Linked DNA regions of Homo sapiens: regions 1 and 2 are each linked to region 3. Evidence: chromatin loops called from intact Hi-C (ENCODE). Cell type or tissue: PC-9. All regions are shown on one strand.

Region 1 (5,000 bases), 250 kb after region 3:
ATGCCAGGCTCAGGACCCATCTCTGGGTCCTAATAAAATATTTTCTAGCCTCTGTCCTGTCTAACAATACAGTTGGAAAAAAACTGGGTACAGCTATGTTTTTATGTGCCTAAGGGTCAGCAAGATGTCAGAGATGACTGTGCATCGTATGGATGGGCTGGCACCGTCTGGATGAGTAACTGAATGCAGTCGAGTGAGATTCATAAATTACACCTGCACCATGGCAAGCTGGACTTTGTCAGGCAAGAGGCTCTTGGACTCCTGCTATCAGAGAGGAAGGACCAGACAATTCAATGACTGCACCTCTTGTCTCACCTCAGCTCTTCCACCTCTCAGACCCTGCCTCTACTCCAGTGCAATGTCTGTCTCTGTTGGTGATGCACAACCTACCTGCCTTTACAGCATTTAGATGAAGTGGCCTTTTGTTTCCAAGTTGTCAAGCGGGAGACGCAGACAGTGTTTCTTCGAGGCTTGGGGGGTGGTTGTGCGAGAGTGGACGCTAAGTCCGGGCCAACACTGAGTGCTGTATCCCAGGGACATAGGAGTCCTGCGTGTGGGTCTGCGACACGTAAGGGCCTCTCAAGCGTGGGGTCTGTGGCAGGTGCCCTCCTGCCTGGGTCTAAGGCCAGTGCCGATTATTGTTGTGAAAGCCCCACATTCCTTTCAGAAGAGGTTTGGCAATCGACTGCTTTACCATAGGTGCTGCCTTCATGATCCTGAGGTCGTGGGTAAAAATCTCCACTTTCAACCACAAGGCTGCTTTGAGGATTGCAACACTTGGGCAGCAGAGGTTTATGTCCACTGCTGGTTTCTAAGCCAGCCTGTGTCTGTGCTTGCACAGGAATGGGCAGGAGCTCTGATTCATACAGATAAAAAGCTGCAAATTATAAGAGTTTCAGACTGTTCTCTCTGTGGCTGCTGCAACTCACAGATTTTGGGAGAAGCCTGGGTATGCTGAGGGCTTACGAAGTCGAGATGACCTCACACCACAAGGTGACATGTTGGTGGTTCCAACGTGCTAATCTCTGATGCATCACACTTGTGAATTGGCCACTTCCAGTGCAGTTACAAATGAGATTTTAAGTGAAAGCTTAATAAGTATTTTGGAGCTCTGGAAGGCCTGCAGGATTTGGCTGGTCCCCAATGCCACTGTGCCAAGCAGAGGCCAGGTTCTGCTGGGGTGCCCCAACTCCTGGTCACATAGGGAAGTTCCTCCTCCCAGGACGCCAAGGTCTGGCTTCTACCTGCATGTAGCTTCTCCTTCTGGTCCCAGTGCTTATCACTGGGGTTTCCAGAACACATCTCTAAGAGTCGGGCGTGGTGGCTCACACCTGTAATCCCAGCATTTTGGGAGGCCAAGGCGGGTGGATCACTTGAGGTCAGGAGTTCGAGACCAGCCTGGCCAACATGATGAAACCCTGGCTCTATTACAAACACACAAAAAATTAGCCAGGCATGGTGGTGTGTGCTTGTAGTCCCAGCTACTCAGGAGGCGGAGGCAGGAGAATTGCTTGAACCTGGGAGGCAGAGGTTGAAGTGAGCCAAGATGGCCCCATTGCACTCCAGCCTGGGCGACAGCGCAGGACTTAGATAAACCCAGGGCAAAGTGCACTTTGCATGTCTAGAGGCAAAATTCTTCAAAGGATTGCCCAGGGTGTGAGATGTGTGATAATCTGGTGGCTCCTGGACGAAGCAATAATCTCATTTAATCCTTTTCCAATTCTTGCTCCTTTATGAGTCTTTTGAGGACTTTCTGAGTCCTCAAAGAGAAAGTCTGTTTGGTAATATACGTTTAAAAAACCTTAACATTTATTAATCCTCCCCCGCCAACCCCGATTTTTTTGAAGAGAGAAAGCAAATGTATCTAACTGAAGTTTAATGCTGTTTTGTTTTTATATTACTTTTTACTTTTAGCTTCTACTTAATAAAAAAATCCAGCTTGTATTGATGGGAGGGATATAAAAAAATTGCGACAGTGCTCAGCAAATGACTGGTGTTTGGGACCCGTGGCCTCTAGATTTAGCGGAGTTTCGATCTGTGATCTGGGCTCCATGCCTGAGACAGAAAGTCATGCCCTCAGTCAGCCCGACTTGAGACCGATGTGAAGCGACTGGAGGGGGCCCTCTGGGACATTTGCAAATGACCACGCCCCTGCTGTACTGCAAACGACGACTGGGCAAGGAGGAGCTGACCACAGGAGGCTCGGACTGGGAGCCAGAAGATTCCCCCGGGGAAGCTTCAGAAAGCAGGAAGAGCAGCTGGTTTGGGCAGTCCCAAATGCCTGCTCTAGCTCTGAGTATCGTTACCTAATCCCTGTGAGAGAGTGGGGAGCGGCTGTGCAAGTTCCGAGTGCAGGTATGCTACCTGTTAGGATTTTATTTTTTTATTTTTATTTTTTTTTGAGACGTAGTCTCGCTCTGTCGCCAGGCTGGAGTGAGTGGCGCCATCTCGGCCAACTGCAACCTCCGCCTCCCGGATTCAAGCGATTCACCTGTTAGGAATTTTAACATTCAGCGCCCAAGCGCAGAGCAGAGGAGGCTGGAGGGGCGCAACACCGCCATCTCGCGGCGACGGGGTGCACAGCGCTTGCGAGGACCCAGACTGGGATCCATCTGTCCCAGAGACTCATTTTCAGCATCAAAGTGCGTCCCTGCGCTGTCCGTAAAGAGCCTGCCATGCGGCAGGTACCGCGCAGGACTCCAGACCTGCCTTATCTTTTGAGATCCCCACAGCCCCTGAAGGAAGGGACCACTAATATCAACATTCACAGGACGAAATCGGAGGTGTCCTTGTGTTCACAGCTGGGCAGCCCACCCAGCTCAAGGGGGGACTTGGGGAACGCTGTCTAGCCTGCGAGAGGTGGAAGTGGGCTCCTGAGAAGGGCGGCCGCGTGTGGCTTCACCGTCCCCTTTTGGGTTTAAAGGGAACTTCCCCGGATGGATTAGGTGTCACGGCAGCAGTGTGAGAATGGAAGCGCCCAAGCCCGTCCCCTCGGCCAGCCCCTTCAGCTCTCTGGGCCTCAGTGTCGTCACCCGTCAAACGGGGACAGGGACCCTCCTTCCCAGTGCAGGGTGGGGTCCGAGTGAGCTAGGGCAAGCCAGCGTTCAGTGCAGGGCAACTGGGGTCTGAGTCCTTGGGGAGCTGGGCTTGGAGAAAGTGAGATCTCGTGGGCTCTGGGAGGGAGGGCCTGTGCTCTGTTCCCACACAGCACCCCCAGCGGCAGGGCTCCTTGGGGAGGCCAGACCAGGGCCAGGCGTGGCCAGAAAGACCCTGCCTTTAAGGGGCTGTGGAACCCTGGGCAAGGAGTGTACCCAAGTAACCAGCGTGGCCCCAGGCCAGGGGTCCCCTCTGCAAGTGTCACATTGGAGGGGGCCCTGATGATCTTGCAGACCCTGCAGCCACCTCGGGCCAGAAGCGAAGCAGGGTCCCTGCCCTCAGAGAGCGTCTAGTCTAGTGGAGATACACACATGAAACTGCCTTGTTTAGAAGCTACCAGGAAGGAGAGGCCCCAGTGAGAAGACGGCAAATAAAGGGGGACTGTGACCTAGTCAAGCCACCAGGGAAATCTTCCTGAGGAGAGGACGATGGATGAACTTTGGAGGCAGAGTGGGCATTGCCTGGGAGGCAGGGAGGGGAGAGCGTTTCAAGAAGAGGGAGGAGCATGTGCCACGCAGGAAGGAGGGAGGACAGGGAGTCCCAGACTGAGGGAGGACAGTGCCAGGAGGGCCTGGAAAAGCAGAGGGGAGGGTCAGGCCACAGCAGGCTTGAGAGGCCACGGAGGGGGCTGTGTGTGACAGGGAGGGTGACGGGGATGGTGGGAGGTAGGAAAGGAGAGGAGAGATGGAACCTGATTTGCATTTCACAATGACAACTCTGCCTGCTGGGGTGGAGAAGGATCTGGAAGAGTCTGGCGTAGGCAGGTGGGCAGAGCACCTGCGAGGTTAGTTAATGCACATAATCAGGAAGGAGACTTTGTAACCTGGGCCAGGGAAATGAAGAGAACAAGGCCAGTGGTCTGTCCAGGGGCCCGGGGACGGGTGGGAGGTGGGGGTGAGGGGAGCCCCAGGGATGGCACCCAGGCTTCTGTGTTACACAGTTGGAGGTGGCCTCGCCAGGAAGGAACAGCTGGAGGAGGCCAGGTTTTGGAGGGAGGGCATCTGCATTCAGCCTTGGCCGTGCTGAGCCTGAGCTGCTGCTGAGCTATGCAGGGGAAACACACAGGTATGGGGTGTCTGTGTCACCAGTGAGGGGACTGTGCAAGTGACTGTCCTAACTGAACACTTCAGAGTGAAAAGAAGCTCTGTTAACAATGATGCCACACCAGGGCCCCAGACAGGGCCTGTCCCCGGCAAACAGGGGCACTAGTGCCCTTGCTATCGGTAGTTAGGAGACAGCAGAGACACGGATGGGGGTGAGATCCTTAGAGAAGGAGGGGACTCCCGGAAGCCGAGAGGAATGGCTGACTAAGAGTGGCGGAGCACAGGTGGGGATGGCCAAGAGGGTGTGCATCTGTGCCAGTGCCGGGAGCATTTGGGAAGTGCAGTGTGGCCCACGGTGGCCCCTGGCCATTGCTGAGGGGGAACCTGGCTGGATGTACCCCCTAGGAGGTCACCGGGGGCCTCGGTGAGAGCTGGCAAGGAGAGGTGGCATCGTGAGCCACACTGGGGTGGAGACTGCAAATGGCCAGTTCTCTCTGGAGCAGCGCCGCTTAAATAAACATGGCTCTGGCATCTTTGAAGGCAGCTCTCTGGTCTTCTCTCCTGCGAAAGTGCTCAAGGAGGCAGTAACTCACGTTCAGGGGGTGCTGTCTGAGCAGCAGGAGTGAGGGCTGCCTTTCTTCAGTGAACCAAAAATATTTGCCAAGCCTCTCCTATGTGCCAGGCGATGGAGACAGATTTACGGCAACAGACGTGAGAGAACAAGCCGGGGGTTCAAGCCTCTGTCACAGACGCACGGGAGCTTCAGAAGCAAGCGCTCCTGCTGGGTGGGATACGGCCCAC
Region 2 (5,000 bases), 300 kb before region 3:
AGGTTAGGACTTTGTCCACTCACATGCTTTCCACCCTGAGCTTGTTCTAAGGAGAGTGCAGATCACGAATGCACCTGCTTCCAGGCAGTGCACTTAGAGAAAGGTCACTGGCCCGGGCTTGGGAGCCTGGGGGATGCAGCTCTCTCTGTGGGCTTCTCTTGGTGCACGGTTCTGCCTCTGGACACTCAAACCTTTTTAGGGCGTGTGCAGGGCTGGGGCCAGTGGACCTGACAGTACCTTACCTGGCTCTGAGAAACTCGCAATCCTAGTTTGCACAAATGAATAGTTTGTTCTTTTGTGAAACCAGAATGAGAATTCAGGTTCTAAGGACTAGAGGTCTCCCTACAAATGAAGACTTATCAGGGCCCTAGAAAGTGCTAGGAGGAAGGGGTTAAAAAAAAAATTTGTCCGCGTTGCAAACTATTATAAATGATTGCCACATTGCAAGCTATTATTTTCTCCCACCATATTTTTTAATTAAAAAAAAGTCTGGGGCCGGGTGCGGTGGCTCACGCCTGTAATCCCAGCACTTTGGGAGGCCGAGGTAGGCGGATCACCTGAGGTCGGAAGTTCGAGACCAGCCTGACCAACATGGAGAAACCCCATCTCTACTAAAAATACAAAATTAGCTGGGCATGGTGGCACATGCCTGTAATCTCAGCTACTCAGGAGGCTGAGGTAGTAGAATTGCTTGAACCAGGGAGGCAGAGGTTGTGGTGAGCCGAGATCGTGCCATTGCACTCTAGCCTGGGCAACAAGAGTGAAACTCCGTTTCAAGAAAAAAAAAAAGGCTGGGTGTGATGGCTCACGCCTGTAATCCCAGCATTTTGGGAGCTTGAGGCAGGCCGATTGCTTGAGCCCAGGAGTTCAAGACCAGCCTGGGCAACATGGCGAAAACCCATCTCTACAAAAAAAAATACGAAAATTAACCAGGCATGGTAACACATGCCTGTGGTCCTAGCTACTTGGGAGGCTGAGGTGTGAGGATCATTTAGGCCTGGAAGGTTGAGGCTGCTATAAGCTGTGATTGTGCCACTGCACTCCAGCCTGGGCAACACAGCAAGACCCTATGTTTAAAAAAAATTGTGTACCTGGTTTAGAAAAAAAAGATAAAAGGATACAACTTAAAGTCAGTCATCTTCCTGCCTCTTCTCCAGCTATTTTCCCTCCTGACAGGCAAAGGCACTGATGCAAAAATCACTCAGGTCTCCTCCCTGTGACTTGGTGCACACCTGGGCATCACTGTCTTTTACACACTGATGTGTCCCTCGCTTTCTTTTTTAAAGGGAGGTCCGTAACCACCCACCTGCCTCCCTCTTGTCTTTATGGACTGCGTGATGTCCCACCATATGGATGCTCTCGGGCCTAGCGTTCCACCGTCTGCAGCTGGGGAACATTTTGTTTGCAGCTAATCATTGTCATGAATATCGTTTATGTGTGCCTTGCTGTGATGGTGTCTGTGGGATAAACTCTTAGAATTGGAATTGTTGGATTGAGAGGTATATGCCTTTTATTTAGATATAGATGAATTAAAAAAACCTCTTGAGCTCAATTTATACTCAATATACCGGGGTGCCTGTTTGCCATGTTTTCAGCAAAACTGTATTAAAATATGTTTTTTTAACCTGATAGACAAAAACTATATTTTGTTGATATAATATTTACATACTTATGGGGTACATGTATTTGCTACATGTGTAGACTGTGTAATGATCAAGTGAGGGTATTTAGGGGTGTCCGTCAACTTGAGTATCCTTTCCACATTCCAAGCATTGCAAGTCTTCCCTTATGTCTACTGTGAAATACACAGTGCATTGTTGCCGACTCTGGTCACCCAGTGCTGCTATAGAACATGAGAACTTATCTCTTCTAACTGTATGTTTGTACCCCCTTGTGGGGCACCCGGTTCTGTTGCTGTTTGGGGTGCAACTAAGTAATCCTCATGGACCTAGGGGGACCGAACAAAGGGGGCGAACATGGGAATAAAAGACAAGAGACAAAAGAGTATGTTTGGAAGAAGGGGTCAGGGGGCACCTTGCCTCTAGTGGACAAGGGCCCTGAACTTTACACAGCCCTCCGTATTTGTTATGCAAAAGACATAGTGAGAAGGGGGGTGGAAGAAGGGGTCAGCTGCTCAGTCCGGAGTAGGCTTGCAAGACTGCATTCCTCAAACAACAGGCTCTAGATGTCGCAGTAGATAACCTTGGTGACAGGGAGTGATGGCCTCCAGCAAACCTGTTGGCAGGAGCAGTCATGAGTTTGCCCACATCCTGCATTCATGATAAACAGTTTGCTGTTTGATCACACAGCCTCCAGTGGAATGCTGAGTTGGTCACGTCCCACGGGCCTTCGGCTCCCTGCACCCACTAGCCGACATCTCTTGCTCCCTCCCTCCCACTCATATATCCTTCCCATCCTCTAGTATCTATCGTTCTTTTCTCTACCTCCATGAGATCCACTTTTTTTTTTTTTTAGCTGACATACATCAGTGAGAACATGCAGAATTTGTCTTTCTGTGTCTGCCTTTTTCACTGAACATAATGACCTCCAGTACCATCCATGTTGTTGCAAATGACATGATTTCACTTTTTATGGCCAAATAATATTCCATCGTGTATATATACTCTTCCTTTTTTAAAAAATTAAGTTCCAGGGTACATGTGCAGGATGTGCAGATTTGTTACATAGGTAAATGTGTGCCATGGTGGTTTGCTGAACCTATCAACCCATCACCTACGTATTAAGCCCAGCATGCGTTAGCTATTTTTCCTAATCCTCTCCCTCCCGCAGCCCTACCACCAACAGGCCCCAGTCTGTGTTTTTCCCCTCCCTGCATCCATGTGTTCTTACTGTTCAGCTTCCACTTATAAGTGAGAACATGCAGTGTTTGGTTTTCTCTTCCTGTGCCAGTTTGCTGAGGGTAATGGCTCCCAGCTCCATCCATGTTCCTGCAAAGGACATGATCTCATTCTTTTTGATGGCTACTTAGTATTCCATGGTATATATGTGCCACATTTTTAAAATCCAGTCTATCACTAATGGGCATTTGGGTTGATACCATGTCTTTGTTATTGTGAATAGCGCTGCCGTGAACATATGTGTGCATGTATCTTTGTAACATATGATTTATATTCCTTTGGGTATGTACCTAGTAATGGGATTGCTGCGTCCAGTGGTATTTCTGATTCTAGATCTTTGAGGAATCGCCACACTGTCTTCCACAATGGTTGAACTAATTTACATTACCACCAACAGTGGAAGAGCGTTCCTGTTTTTTCTTTTTTTTTTTTTTTTTTCTTGAGACGGAGTCTCACTCTGTTGCCCAGGCTGGAGTGCAGTGGCGTGACCTCCGCTCACTGCAAGCTCCACCTCCCCGGTTCACGCCATTCTCCTGCCTCAGCCTCCCGAGTAGCTGGGACTACAGGCGCCCGCCACCACGCCCGGCTAATTTTTTTGTATTTTTAGTAGGGACAGAGTTTCACCGTGTTAGCCAGGATGGTCTCGATCTCCTGACCTTGTGATCCGTCCACCTCAGCCTCCCAAAATGCTGGGATTACAGGCGTGAGCCACTGCGCCCAGCCGCGTTCCTGTTTTTCTACGATCTCATCAGCATCTATTGTTTCTTGACATTTTAATAATTGCCATGCTGACTGGCATGAGAGGGTATATACCGCGTTTTCTTTATCCGTTCATCCATTGGTGGATGTTTAGGTTGTGTCTACATCTTTGCTATTGCGAATAGTGCTGCAGTAAATGTCGGCATGCAGATATCCCTTGGACACACTGATTCTTTTCCTTTGAATAAATACTCAGTAGTGGGATTGCTGGATTGGATGATAGTTAGTGATGTTGAGCTCTTTTTTTTTTTTTCTTATAGCTGTTGGCCATTATATGTCTTCTTTTGAGAAATGTCTATTCATGTCCTTTGTCTACTTTTTAATGGGATTGTTTATTTTTAAATTGTTGGGTTCGTGAATTGTTTTCCCTGTTTTCTTCTAGTAGTTTTATAGTTTTGGGTCTTACATTTAAATCTTTAATTCGTCTTCATCTGGTTTTTGTAGATGGTGAGAGGTAGGGTTTCATTCTTCTGCATATGGATATCCAATTATCCCAGCACCATTTATTGAAGACACTGTCCTTACCCCAGTGTATGTTTTTGGCAACTTTGTTGAACATAAGTTGGCTATAGATATGTAGACTTATTTCTGGTTTCTCTATTCTGTTCCATTGGTCCATGTGTCTCTTTTTAAATTTTTTTTAAAGCAATACCATGCTATTTTGGTTACTATAGCCCTGTAATAGATTTTGAAGTGAGGTGGTATGCTGCCTGCAACCTTGTTCTTTTTGCTCAGGATTGCTTAGGCTACTTGGGCTCTCTTTTGGTTCCATATGAACTTTAGGATTTGTTTTTAATTTTGTGAAAAATGACATATTTTGATAGGGATGGCATTGAATCTCTAGATGGCTTTGGGCAGTACGGTCATTTTAATGGTATTAGTTCTGATCCATGAGCATGGGATGTTTTCCATTTGTTTGTGTCCTCTTCAATGTCTTTCATTAGTGCTTTGTAGTTTTCCTTGTATAGATCTTTTACTTCTTGGTTAAATTTATTCCTAGGTTTTTTTTTTTTTTTTTTGTAGTAATTGTCAATGGGGTTATTGTCTTGAATTATTTCTCAGATATTCCATTATCTGTATGTAGAAACACTACTGATTTCTGTATGTTGATTTTGTATCCTGTAACTTTACTGAATTTATGAGATCTAATAGTTTTTTGATGGAGTCTTTCTAGATACAGGATCATATCATCAGCAAAAAGGGACAATTTGAGTTCCTCTTTGCCAGTTGGGATGCTTTTTATTTCTTTCTCTTGCCTGATTGCTCTGGCCAGGACTTCCAATATTATGTTGCATAGGAGTGGTAAAAGTGGGCATCCTTGTCTTGTTCCAGTTCTTAGAGGAAAGGCTTTCAGCTTTTCCCCATTCAGGATGATGTCAGCTG
Region 3 (5,000 bases):
GTTGTGGGTTGCTTTGTCAATCTCTGCCCCGGTCTGATGTTTCCTACAGGGAGATGCCTTGGATCCAGGTTCAGGGACTAAATACACTTGGCAGCTGAAGATGAATTGGAATGGTCACGTTTTTTAGGCTGGACAGCGTCCCGCCACAGCTACTACCTGACACTGAGCTCATGCAGAGAGATGATGGCTGATGTTCCTTCTCCCTTGGGACATGGGTCTGGCACCTGTGGGCTGTCGATAGTGCCCTCTGAGCAGAGGGTCACGGTCATGTCAGTTTGGGGGAATTCTCTGTTGTGCCTCACAGACTCCCCCCTTTCTTTCCTCCCTCCCCTTCTCATTTTGATGTCTAAAGCATCAAGTCCCTCTTCCTCGGAGTTTCTCTAGCTGCAGTGGAAGATTCTGTTTTCCTGTGGGGAAAATGCTCACTTGAGATTTTGCAGGGACCCGGGTCTGTCTGGTTTCTGATGACATAGTAAGAGAAAGGTCTTTTTTCAGGTTGGCTGGTGAAAGGAATTGCATGTGACTCACACAAACAGGAGCTAGCCCAATCATACACTGACTCGCGTGGGTGTTAAAATGTTTATCATGCCTAAGGGAGACATTTATGATTAAACCATTTATGCTACATATAACTGGGGAAAACTATGATGCTTTCGGTGCTGGGAATGCAGTGAGGTCCCACGTGGGCAGAGCTTGGCTGGGCTGGGCAACTCCGACACACGTCTCTGGGGGTGTGGCGGCGCTCTCAGTCGGCACTGTGGAAGGAAGGGTGACCTGTGCTTTCTCCCTGTCACTGTGACTGCAAGGACAGGGGGGCAGCCTTGGGGTTCAGTCCAGGCCAAATTCAGTGTCCTCAACTGGGCGTGGTGGCTCATACCTGTAATCCCAGCACTTTGGGAGGCCGAGGCAAACAGATCACCTGAGGTCAGGAGTTCGAGACCAGCCTGGTCAACATGGTGAAACCCCATCTCTACTAAAAATACAAAGATTAGCTGGGCGTGGTGGCAGGCCCCTATAATACCAGCTACTGGGGAGGCTGAGGCAGGAAAATCCCTTGACGGGTGCCTGTAATCCCAGCTACTTCAGAGGCGGAGGCAGGAGAATTGCTTGAACCTAGGAGGCAGAGGTTGCAGTGAGCCAAGATCACATGACTGCATTCCAGCCTAGGCCACAGTGCGAGACTGTCTCAAACAAAACAAACAAAAACAAATTATTCAACGTCCTCCAGGCCTGCCCCCGCCCGAGGCTGCACGGGCTCCAGCTCAGACTGCACTTTTCTGTGCTGGTTCCTAGAGTGGAAGAGAAGGCCACTCAGTGTTCCCGGGAAATGCACTCAGGCCACTCCCTGCTTCCTGCCTGCAAGTCTGGAGTCAGCCAGGCAGCTGTCTTCAGGAAAAAGCCTGGCCACCGATGCGTGCTGGATGAGAGTAGCACGGTCTGGGCTCCACACAGCCCCCAATTTGGGAGTGCACCTGAAGGCAGATGCTGAATGAAAAAACAGTCCCAGCTTGCTTGTTCTCAGCACTAACCGGCTGCTCCCCAAAACCGCATCTGCCAGGCACATGTACCAGCCTGCAGTATGAGGGGAGGCCCCGGTACATTCAGCATGTTTTTCTGGGTCTTCTGCAGCCAGGCCTCTGGCTGCCGTCCCTGCCTGGTGCCCCTTTGCCCCTTTGCCTTCCCTGCCTTGAAGGCCACTAGGACTGGCCTGTGATTCACCCGGGCCTGGGTCACTGTGAAGCAGCCACGCCCTTGTGTGGCTGTCACCTCGCTTGCCCCACACTCCCCAGCAGTGGTGTTGGTGGTCCCCTCCAAAAGCCCTGGTCTAGAAAGGCTGAGGCCAGGGATGGTGAGGAGGGGGTGGAAATGCACGGTCATTAGGCCCCCGCCCCAGGAGATCTGCATGACCACAGGGGGATTGTGACCCCCACACACAGTCAGACTCGGCTGCCCAAGAGGAGGCTGGCTCGGTGGCTTCCTGGCCCAGGCTGGCTACCAGCAAGTGGCAGCTTCAGACCCGTGAACTCAGGAATGGGACCTTCAGAGGATCTGTGTGGTCTGTCCTGGGTGACCCCTCCAGCAACATGAAAGCTCAGGGTAAGGCTGAGTGACTGCCCTGCCCCACCCATCCCAGGCCGGGGAGCCAACATTGTCTCCACTGTGCTCTCGGCCCCACGCTCTTACCCGGAGAAGAGGCTGCAAGGAAGTCGCTGTCCCTGTCTCCACTGGAAGTGAGTGGTGCAGCATCTCTTTGGCAGGTGGGGGGCATCAGTAGCTGGCCAGAGGGGTCCTCGTCGCTGAGCTCCTGGATCAGGGGTCTTGGGGACTTGGTGTCTTGTTTTCGGATTTCCAAGTCCCTCTTAGCTTCTTTTTTAAAGATGTCTGTGAAGGGCACCCGAGCCGCCTTTGAGGTGTCTTTAGAGACTGCAAATATATTTGACAGAGTGTCTGTGGGGAGGTTTTCCAGCACAGGGAGTGACGTGTAGTCCAGTTCAGGGTCACTGTCATCACTCAAGCTCGAGATGACCTCAATCTTCGGAAAGCACATATTCTATTTACAGAAGAAAAGGTGTCTGAAAGTTTCTGTTTTCACAACAGAATCGCTCTACAATGCACCATGCCAGTTCTGCTTTTTCACCCAATGTCACAAAGTATTCTGTTGCCACATCCAAGAAAGGCCCAAGGGAACACAGGACTCTGAAAGTTAGGCCTGGGGGTGGCCACTCCCTGGGCACAGCTCATGTCTATGCCCTTCTCTCTGCCCTCTGCTCCCCCAGCCACTGGCTATTCCTCACCCTCCTGGTACCTGAGAGGGCGCACCCCTGAGCCCTGGGCTCTGCTTGGCATGCCCCTGAACCCCGTTTCCTTCACAGACTCTCTGGGACTTAGCTCCTTGGACAGCAGGCCCCCCACAGTAACTGTGTCTGTTTTCTTTGCTGCTGAGCTCGTGCTCAGAGATGATGGCTGATGCCTCCTTCTCCCTCAGGGTACGGGTCTGGCACGTGTGGGCTCCTGGTAATGCCAGTAATGGCCTCTGGGTGGAGTAGGGTCACGTCACTCTGAGAGAATTCCCCATTGTGCCTCACAGACTCACCCCTTTCTTTCCCCTCTCCTGTTTTCATTTCCTTCCCCTATATTCAGACAGACATTCATAGGATGGACATAGAAATACATCTTAATGACAGAAAGTACTTTCAGCTAACTATGCACTGTACTCAGCTGTTACAAACCAGCAATAGATTTTCAAGTGGTTCATCATAAAATCTTAAAGAAATTGAACAAGAACAAATGGCATTTCCTTCAGCAAGGTGAAAATATGGGGGATGTGGGCTGGGTGCGGTGGCTCACGCCTGTAATCCCAGCACTTTGGGAGGCTGAGGCGGGTGGATCACTTGAGGTCAGGAGTTCGAGACCAGCCTGGCCAACATGGAGAAACCCCATCTCTACTAAAAATACAAAAATTAGCTGGGCGTGGTGGCTCATGCCTGTAATCCCAGCTACTTGGGAGGCTGAGACAGGAGAATTGCTTGAACCCAGGAGGTGGAGGTTGCAGTGAGCCAAGAACACACTATTGCACTGCAGCCTGGGTGACAGAGCCAGACTCTGCCTGAAAAGAAAAGAAAAGAAAAAGAATATGGGGGAATTCAATGCTTTATGCACAGGGAACATTTTACTTTCAAGTTTAGGAGAGAAACGGTAAACGACAAGAACGAAGGTGGAATTAAGCTGCCTGTGGGAAAATGGTTTCTAATGACCTTAACCTGGTCTTCCAGAGATTTGCCTGTTTCATCATCATCTTCCAAGTCAGGTAGGTCCTGAAAGAGCAAGTGAGCCGCACATCACCAGGGAGGTACACGCACTGTCAACGTTCTGATAGGCACGATAAAGGCAAACACGCAGTCAACCCAGCCTTAGTTACAGTTACTCAAATCACTCAGGTGACTCGCCTGCCTGTTCCCCACCAAAAGGAACTCTAGATACACACAAAGCAAGCGTTGCCACCTCAGGTGTCTGGATCTAATAAATGAAAGGGAACTTGCAAGGTGTGACGTGTTTAAAGAATTTCCACATCTTTTTTCTGCTTTTTTATTAAGAGACACAGCCAGTTCATCTTGGGGGAAATAATGGGACCCAAACCAAATGCACCTCTGTACAAACTAGTCCGAAAACTCTATGTGGTATAAAAGTAATATATTTTGTACCTCCCCAAAACTTGTAGGACTTTTTTGTTTTGTATTGTGGGTGTTTGTTCGGTATCTTTGTCCATAACAACCAGTGCGTGGTTGGGGAGGCAGCATAGTGTGTGGTTGGATGCATGAACTGGAGCCACGGTGCCTAGGTTGTTACTCCCCCACCACCATTTTCTAGCTGTCTGGCTTTGGGCAAGTTGCCTAACCTCTCTGTTTCTCATTTTCCTCATCTGGGAAATTGGGATGATAATAGTATGTACTGCTTAGAGTTGTAGGAAGGGTTACATCAATCAATACAAGTCATGCTTAGAATGGTGTCACCCATATAATAAGAAACCAATTAACATTAGCTATTAGTGTTGTAGTTATCTATATGGTCAGTTCTCAAATGTGAGAGATAAATTGCCCAATTATGTCCCTTTCTTTTTCTTTTTTTTGAGACAGAGTCTCGCTGTGTTGCCCAGGCTGGAGTGCAGTGGTGAGATCTTGGCTCACTGCAACCTCCGCCTCCCAGGTTCAAGCAGTTCTCCTGCCTCAGCCTCCCGAGTAGCTGGGATTATAGGCACCTGCCACCACGCCCAGCTAATTTTATTTTTTTTATTTTTTATGTTTTTGTATTTTTAGTAGAGATGGGGTTTCACCATGTTGGCCAGGCTGGTCTCAAACTCCTGACTTCATGTGATCCACCCACCTTGGCCTCCCAAAGTGCTGGGATTACAGGTGTAAGCCTCCACACCTGGCCTTTGTTTCTTTTTTTTACATAGCTCCAGAAAACTAGAAACCCACTGTGAATTCTGACCGTGATCACTT

The links. A loop is a pair of places that touch in the nucleus more often than their neighbours do. Peaks named below come from ENCODE experiments on the same cell type or tissue, not always from the same donor. Only the 100,000 strongest peaks of a DNase experiment are listed, where the experiment ranks them.
Region 1: it touches region 3 in a loop (5-fold over the local background); 5 of 110 quality-filtered maps call a loop at or near these places.
Region 2: a loop joins it to region 3, with 4 times the contacts of the local background. A loop is called at or near these places in 26 of 110 quality-filtered maps.

The regions. Positions count from the first base shown.
Region 1 is chr16:83,924,399-83,929,398 of GRCh38, reverse strand. It overlaps MLYCD (malonyl-CoA decarboxylase), which reads right to left. Exons shown (of 5, transcript NM_012213.3): 5 at 2,368-5,000. It overlaps LOC105371372 (a long non-coding RNA gene), which reads left to right. Exons shown (of 2, transcript XR_007065147.1): 2 at 1-5,000. Among named protein-coding and RNA genes, the nearest start is that of OSGIN1, 26 kb to the left of the region's middle. In PC-9, CTCF peaks have their summits at 2,367 and 2,568 (motif pointing left); DNase peaks (open chromatin) are centred at 138, 768 and 2,338; H3K4me3 peaks cover 930 bases; H3K27ac peaks cover 2,524 bases.
Region 2 is chr16:84,472,984-84,477,983 of GRCh38, reverse strand. MEAK7 (MTOR associated protein MEAK7) reads left to right here. Exons shown (of 8, transcript NM_020947.4): 8 at 1-1,629. Among named protein-coding and RNA genes, the nearest start is that of ATP2C2-AS1, 8.1 kb to the right of the region's middle. In PC-9, no CTCF peak of the experiment used is centred here; a DNase peak (open chromatin) is centred at 2,203; H3K27ac peaks cover 1,350 bases.
Region 3 is chr16:84,173,484-84,178,483 of GRCh38, reverse strand. It overlaps DNAAF1 (dynein axonemal assembly factor 1), which reads right to left. Exons shown (of 12, transcript NM_178452.6): 10 at 3,762-3,815; 11 at 2,185-2,551; 12 at 566-755. The coding sequence ends at 643. It overlaps TAF1C (TATA-box binding protein associated factor, RNA polymerase I subunit C), which reads left to right. Exons shown (of 15, transcript NM_001243156.2): 15 at 1-629. Among named protein-coding and RNA genes, the nearest start is that of TAF1C, 11 kb to the left of the region's middle. In PC-9, CTCF peaks have their summits at 2,849 and 3,050; DNase peaks (open chromatin) are centred at 553, 1,203 and 3,033; H3K27ac peaks cover 2,012 bases.